Linked DNA regions of Homo sapiens: region 2 is linked to region 1. Evidence: chromatin loops called from intact Hi-C (ENCODE). Cell type or tissue: endothelial cell of umbilical vein. All regions are shown on one strand. Region 1 overlaps PDE1A (phosphodiesterase 1A). Region 2 overlaps PDE1A (phosphodiesterase 1A).

Region 1 (4,000 bases):
ATTACTTCATTTAATTTTCTCTACAAATCAAGTAAAAGTAAAGCAAACTATTCATTTTCCAGCTTTACGGATGAAAACACTAAGACTTACAGAGGATAAATAACTTGCCTATATTAAAGTTTCATGATAAGTAGTGGAGTTGAATCTGTACCTTTCCATTGATTTATAATAGTATTTGTTTGATTTATCATTCATGGGTCTGCAAGTCTGCTATTCCTCTGCTGAACTCAGCTAAGATCATCTGGGCCTGGCTCCAGGCTGCAGGTTAGACTCAAGTCTGCTCCATGTGTTTCCTCACTGTCCTCAGCCACCTACTACTTGGAATATGTATGTTCTTACTATGGTGGGTCACAGAAGCCTGAGATGCCAAGCCAAGCTGCTGCATTTAAGGCTGCCACTTGTTTCAAGATGCTGACTTTCCATTGGCCAAAGTAACTCATATTGTCAAAGTCAACATCCACATGGGAAGTGGTTAGGAGAAGAAGGTTATACTCTACTCTCTCAGTTTTTTCTCAACTTCCCTTCCTTCCCTCCCTCTGCTAAGTGTCCTTAGACATAATTTGACCAGATCGTTTCTTAGTAAATCTGATTTTGGCCACTTCCTTCCCTCCCTCTGTTAAGTGTCCTGTTGATTAAATTAGTGGTTAGCAAATTTGGTACAAATAAGGGTCGGTTCATGCATTTTAAATGTCCTTAGCAGAGGGAGGGAAGAAAGGGAAATTGAGGAAGAAAAACCAACTTTATTGCTTGAACAAAAATAAGATGATGCCAGAGAAAACAAGAAAAGAAAACACTCTGAAGAGTGTCCAGAAGTGAAAGATGCTGCAGAGCTTTGAAAAACATAAAAACCAAGGAGTATCCTTAGATATAGCTGTGCAGAAGTCAGGATGGCAGAAGCAAGAGTGGCTGCAGTGCCACTTTGATGGGTGGAAGGCAGGCACTGGGGAGGGAATCAGAGGCGGCAAAACAATTATCTGCGTGCAAGTTTGCTATGAAGAGAAAGTACAAGAGTATAAGAATGCTGGCTTGAGGAAAGTGAAGATAGCTAAGCTAACTCGTGCATTGGTTAAAAGTGCATGGCTAACTATCCAAGAAACTACCAACTAATTGTGTGACCTTAGGCAAGTTACTTAATCTCATGGTGTCTCAGATTCCTCATCATGAAATGAAGATAAATGTAAATTACTTCATAAAATCAATGTGAGATGAAAGGAATTATTATATGTAAAGTGCTTAATAAATGTTAGTTATTATTGTTTTATTTCCAGAATGGGAAAATATTCAACATGATCCTATATTGATGACAAAAGGCTTGCATAAAGAAAAGATTAAAAATTTAGGGGGATTTTATATTATGTCCTTATTATTAAAAAATTACCACCCATCTATATTTTCTGTTGACTTAGGTAAATGGGAGAAATCTGATTATTTTCTTCTGAATCATTTTAGCCAACATGCCCCCTTTAAGCAAGATAAATTTGTTGTGTATCTGATAATTAATGACATTATATAAAATTTCAACTTATACTCATTTCCCTCCAAAATATATTTATATGCATTTTAGCAAAGATAGTGAAAATAACAAATTAGCCAATGCTTCTCCAAATTTGTGAGTTTGCTCAATTTAATTTTATGTTCCAATTTTATATTTTAATTATCAGTCATCTTATTAAAATCTTAGTGATATATCAGTCAGTAAAAATCCTCTAATGCAGCTATTTATTTGTAAGTATAAATGTTATTTTGCATTTAAGATTTGTTCTAGCTAAGAAGTAAGCTAAGTCAATTTACCAAAAACTACTTTCATCTGACAATTTCTTGAAATCTTTCATGTATTGTAAGACACAGACTCCTCAAACTAGAATTTAAAATCATGGACAATGCAGCCTCAGGTTATATCCTTCTGTTCTTTCATATATGCCATTTCCTTTCCTTACTGCCTCTTGTTCTCCCAGACTGATTCTTGCAATAGGCCAGGTAAGGGCTGCCAGGTCACTAGCCGCTTGAAAGCTGGGACCTGATACAGTTGTATCCCAGAGAAAAAGAAGGTATGTACTTGATTGTTATAACTTTTACTATTAAAAAACCACCTCCTAGAAATCCTAAGTGGCAATAGGCTTCATGTGTCATCAAAGTTTTCCACTATCTGTAAAAAAAGATGTTAAAATGAGGTTTGATAATGGATAATCTTTTACAAGCCATGACGCTTTTCATAGAGTCCTAGCTAACCACTAATTTAATGAAAAGCCTCCTCCTTTGTACTTTCACTTCATAATCTTTACAACTTTGTCGAAATGTGTCAAGTTGTAGTGATGGTTCTTTGTCTTTTGTTTTCAAATACAGACCCCAGTTCCTAAGCATGATTCATTTCCTTCTGGGTGAATACATCTTTTGTTTCCTTCTAGGAAAACTTCAGGTTGTATCTTTGTAAAACTCAAGATTTAACTCATTTTTTTCTGAGCTAAAAGTTGAAAAGATTTTTTTTAAAAAAACTCATAACAGTTTCATAAATAAATAATATCAAAATCCCGGAGCCCTATATTGTTTTGTCATTTTCTCAAATCTAATAATTTGTGTTATATAGCATTTAATGAAGGCTGCCACCAAGTCTTAAAGTGTGTGTGTGTGTGTGTATGTGTGTGTGTGTGTAACTCAGGTACCCTTTATACCAAAACCATGTTCTCATATTGATAAGGTGGACTATTCAAAGATATATACCAGTTTAAGCAACTTGTTTTATTATTTTTGGAAAGATTTGGTGGTCAAAACATTACATCAGAATCACTTTATCATAACATATAGGTGACCATTTACTACTATGTGTAAAACTTACCTGACCACACATATGTGGACACTCAACAAGTGTCCAGTGATTTTACTTTGCCATTACATTTCCTAGTCCTTGGGAACGATTACATTGAGTTGACAGTTTATACTTTAAGATTTGAAAAGAAAATATTTCTTTCCTATTGCTTATTAGTATTGATTAACACCTAAGGTATTTACTAAATTTACTACCCATAATCTTAGTGTTATTTCCAGCTTTATATAGATGGAAATAGCATGGATTCTGAGAAAGTTCTGCTTGTTTTAGACATGCCTCTTCTGTGATTCAACAGTATGGCTATGCACAGGTTCTGTAAAAGTTTAAGGCGCAGTGTCCACATTTTCCAATTGAGACTATTTCATTAGGGCTTTTGTGAACATTAAGGAAGTTTTAATAGTTTATTGAATGAACTGGACTGCCAATTGTAATTGAGGACTAACAGATTTATTAAGACACAAAACATGCATGTAGACTATATATTTATATATTGGGTCAATCATTTATAAATTGCAAAAAAATAAACAAATTAAATTCTTGGTGTATGTAGGAAAATAATGCCAAGTTTTGGAATTATATATAGGTACTCACACATAACTAACACAAATCTCCAATATTAGGATATGAAATATGATATGGATGTCTCCTTACCTACAAATATTGGGATGTTTGAGTGTGTTGCATGCAATAGAGCTGAGAGTTGAAATTTGGTGAGAATGTATGCTTTGGTGCTGAGGTTTTCATAATCTTGAGTTAAGTAACAATGACACCTATGAACTTAATTAATTCAAAAGGATGAATTTTATTCACATAGAAAGTTTTTCTTAGGGAAGATGTTTGATAGCTAAAATTAGGGCAGAACATCAGAGGACCCAGGTCACTAACTTGAAATGTATGTAAGGAGGCTTGTATGTAAGGAGGCTACAGTGACTTTTCCTGACAATGATCATCTCTTCTTGGAGCAGAAAGGTAGCCAAGACCTACTTGAGCATGGATAGTGGAGACAGGAAAGAGCTCAAGAGTGACAAAGTAGTGAGGATAAGTGAGTGGAATAGTGGTAAAAGATTAGGATTATGCTTAAATATCTTCTGTAAGAGTTAGAGGTGAGTGAGTTGAGAAACCAGAGTTAACTGGATAGGCCTACTCCCATATCAAGATTAAACTGTCATCATTCTG
Region 2 (4,000 bases), 89 kb before region 1:
GATGAATTTTTTCTTCTAATTCTTACTTGAATTTTTATTTTCTTAATGGTATTTTTAAAACTGTCTCTTTTAAATAGCAGAAGTTTAATTGTGATGAAGTAAACTTTATCAATTTTCTTTTATGGTTAGTATTTTTGTGTCTCAAGAAATTTTTGCTTGTGCTGGGGTTACAAAGATTTTCCTGTATTTTCTTTTATAAGCTTTATAATTTTATCATTTATGTGTAGGTTTTTGATTCATCTTGAAATAATTCTTATCTATGGTGTGAGGTGGGGGATAAAGTTTATTCTTTCTATATGAATATTCAAGTGTTCATGATGATATTTATCGTAGAAGTACCTATCAGTCTTTGAGAGTTATCTATTTTGATTTGACCCATGAATGTACATATAAATTTTAAATGTCACATATGAAAAAATAATAAGTATATGTTATAAAGAAATTTTGACTAATCATATATGTGGATTGACTAAATTTTTAATTTTTTGAACATTAGTACTTTATCTAATATTTCTCCTCCACCATTCACCAAATACTTGGTAAAAATTTATTGATTAAATAATTGAATGACTGCTGTGGCAAAGCCATTAATATTTATTGTTTTTTGTCCTTTTCTATTTACTGCATATCTTTTTAGTCCCTTTACAACATTTGCACATGATTTGGCAACTCAATGAAGTCATCATGTGAAAATCTGATTTCTTTTCCTGTGATATTAATAACATTTCCTCTTGTTTTCTTGTCATATATCTCCCCCAAGCATTTCTTGTTACATGTATTTTTAATCTGTCCCTGCCTGAATTCCTTCTTCTGCCTTTAAACAAGCTCATGTGAAAAAAAATATTCATTTTTCAGCCTTACTAGTCACTAAATTCTATCCTTTCTCCTTCTTCACTGCTTTACTTCTGTTTCTCAAGTGAAGTGCTATAATACATTTCTAGCAACCTGTGACTTTTTCTATGAGAAATTTGAATGTTTACTTTAAGGAAATTTTATGAAGTAGCCTTATTCTGTTTCAGCTGTGTGAGAACTTTAAAACAATGATTTATTAGAGTTTTAGAACTGCCTTTAAATTTCTGTTTTTAAGCCCACCATGACCAAATCACTTAATGATTAAGTTTTTCCAGTTTTTGAACCTAAGATATGTGGTTGTACTGACATTAATAGATTGTCGAAGAAGTAATTTACACTGTTGGTTTCTCTGCCCTCTCTCCTCCTCCTTTCCTTAGCAGTCCCTTGTCATTTGGCTTTGCCTTCCACCATTTTATTGAAGTTGAAAGTTGTTCTCCTGACAGTACCACATGCAGCCCAGGTCACCCCTGAGGCCATTCCAAAAGAGGCAGATTGGATAGTAATTGGTTCCCCTTCCATTATTATAATGCAGTGTTTGATACTAAACCCCAAGATTCAGGATGCCTGACTCAAGTAAATCATTGAAGCCCCTGTGATGTATTTTTCATTCTAATCTTCTTCACAGACAACCACAGGTAAGAACTGGCATTATGTGAGGTCGTGAAACTGCTCAGCCTCAACAATTTCTCCTTGTCACTACATAGGGTCCCAGTGCACAGGGCTTGGGCCTTTGTCTTAGTCCCTTTTCCTAAGTCATGAGTGGATCCCTGGCCTGCACATTGTTCCTTTATCACTGTCCTTATGACATTTCTGTTTTCTGTGCTGCCTTGTTCCAGCCTGTCCCTCTGTACAGGAAATGGAATTTTGTCTTATGAGTCATCTTGGTGTTTGAGCCTTTTCTCCTACGGGAACACTTCCCAGTGCTAACCGTTGGTCTGCCTCACTCCTGAGCAATCAGCCAGTTCCTGAATTTCTCTGTGTTCTGAATTGCCCCTTAGATTGGTTCTCTAGTATGAATAACTTTGGAATTTGGACCTGAGATTGTGGCATAGCACCCTCTTAAACATTGTACCTTCTCACTCTTCAGGGTCAGACTAGGGGGTGAAATTTGTTTCTCCAGTCCCTATCCTGCCTAGCTCTGAATTCTTCACTAAATTAGAAAGTACTTAAGGAACTGTTGTAATATCAGCAGCATATAACAGTGTTACCTGTTTAATTCTTTGTTGTCACTATTTTTACATCCTGGTCTGTGACATGTTCAAAGTTTTTCTTTAAAATGCCTTTTAAAAGAGAAAATTGAAACCCATTCCCACTTAAATATAGATAAAATGATCACAATTATCATTTTATTTATCAAACAGTTATTGAATTTATGCTATACACCTAACATTTTAGTTAAGATAAATTCCACATTTTTACCAATACTTCTCCCCTATGTAATGTCAAACACAATACCTTCCTCCTCATAGCAGTTATGCAGTAGATGAGTTGTATAAATACAAGAGTTATATAAATAAAAATAAAACCACAGTTTTACTGTATCTTCGGAAAACTCACATTTTGGTATGCAAGTCAAGATATGCACATTTGAAAAAAATTATGCCAATTAACGGTAATAAAAATATATCAGAGTTGGCCAGGCATGGTGGCCCATGCCAGCACTTTGGGAGGCTGAGGTGGACGCATTGCTTGAGCTCAGGAGTTTGAGATCAGCTTGGACAACATGGCAAGACTTCATCTCTACTAAAAATACAAAAATAAAAATAAAAAAAGCCAGGCGTGGTGGTGCATGCCTGTGGTCCTAGCTACTCAGGAGGCTGAGGTCGGAGGATCCCTTGAGCCCAGGAAACGGAGGTTGCAGTGAGCCAAGATGGCATCACTGCACTCCAGCCTGGTGACAGAGTGAGACCCTGTCTCTAAATAAATAAATAAATAAATGTTAATTCATTTTGTAGGTCATTTTAACATTTATCATAAAAGTAAGATAATCATGCATGATTTTTAATGAGGCAAGACATGACTATGTGTTAGGAACACCTAAACAAATGGTTATTACTATCACCTTTGAGAGGAGTCATTTTTATCCTAAAGAGCATCCATGACCTCCCAGATATCCAGTAAACAAATTGTTAGGGAAAAACTTTAAAAATGTCTATTAGGGCAAAATTGTAAATGTGTCAATTCTTCTGCCTATCTGCTGAAACATTGTGGGGCAGTCTGCTTGTACTTTTATTGGGAGCTTTTCATTGCTTGTTGCAATCTTCTCCCTTTGCTCAGCTCCTGAAGTCCTGTTAACAATAAACTTTTATCAGAATAAGTTTTCGTCTCAGGAGACCTGATAGTCATTTTATAAAAATAACATTTCAATTAAAATACTGCTTGGGGAAGTTTCTTCTGGTTTTCTTCTGTTAATAAAACAAAATTTGGCAGGGCCTTGATCTTAAATAGAAACTAATGCCTGTAGGTATTAAAAGAATAATTTAATATGGAAGAAGTCTATATTTAATAAATGTTTATAGTGCATATTTTATAACTACTTTTTTCGTAGTCTTTTTTTAGAACTGTTGTTCTAATATTTTTCAAAGATTTTAGAATCAAATGACATTAAGTTGTGATTCCATCCAGCTGCTGCTTTGGATGGGCTAAGATTTTCTGCCTAGCCTATACCTCTGGGAAAACTTTTTCTTTGTATTTCTCAGATATGTTAATTGATTGCGTTTGAGTAGTCCTCCTCCTCTTTTGCTGTATCTTGTGGTAAGACTTTAGAGCCTCTTTTCGCAGTTTTTCTGAACTTTTTCTTTTTTTCTGGGTCTTTGCTGGAAGGTTTCTGAAGTCTCTAGAAAGATTGTAACTTCAGCATGTTCAATGATAATGCATTCAACGAACTCCTAATCTCCTGCAATCCCATAACTTTTCTGTTTCAACAGCACACTCACATGGTCCTGTCTTTGAGATCTTGAACTTTAAAAGTCCACTTTCTGTGTCCTTCTGTAACACACACGAGCTCATCATAATCTCTTCCTCCCAGTTTGTCACTCACTCTTGGCTTTCTTTCTCTTCCTACCCAGGTTGGAACTCATTTTAAATCTAACAGCAGTCTCACCAGCAACAGCAGTCTTGCCACATTCTCTGGGTTCTGGGTTCTTGT

What was found. Peaks named below come from ENCODE experiments on the same cell type or tissue, not always from the same donor. Only the 100,000 strongest peaks of a DNase experiment are listed, where the experiment ranks them.
Region 2: it touches region 1 in a loop (3-fold over the local background); 1 of 110 quality-filtered maps calls a loop at or near these places.

The regions. Positions count from the first base shown.
Region 1 is chr2:182,282,054-182,286,053 of GRCh38, reverse strand. All of the region lies in intron 1 of PDE1A (phosphodiesterase 1A), which reads left to right. Among named protein-coding and RNA genes, the nearest start is that of PDE1A, 140 kb to the left of the region's middle. In endothelial cell of umbilical vein, no CTCF peak of the experiment used is centred here; a DNase peak (open chromatin) is centred at 2,333; H3K27ac peaks cover 1,056 bases.
Region 2 is chr2:182,370,573-182,374,572 of GRCh38, reverse strand. All of the region lies in intron 1 of PDE1A (phosphodiesterase 1A), which reads left to right. Among named protein-coding and RNA genes, the nearest start is that of PDE1A, 54 kb to the left of the region's middle. In endothelial cell of umbilical vein, no CTCF peak of the experiment used is centred here; a DNase peak (open chromatin) is centred at 1,752; H3K27ac peaks cover 1,351 bases.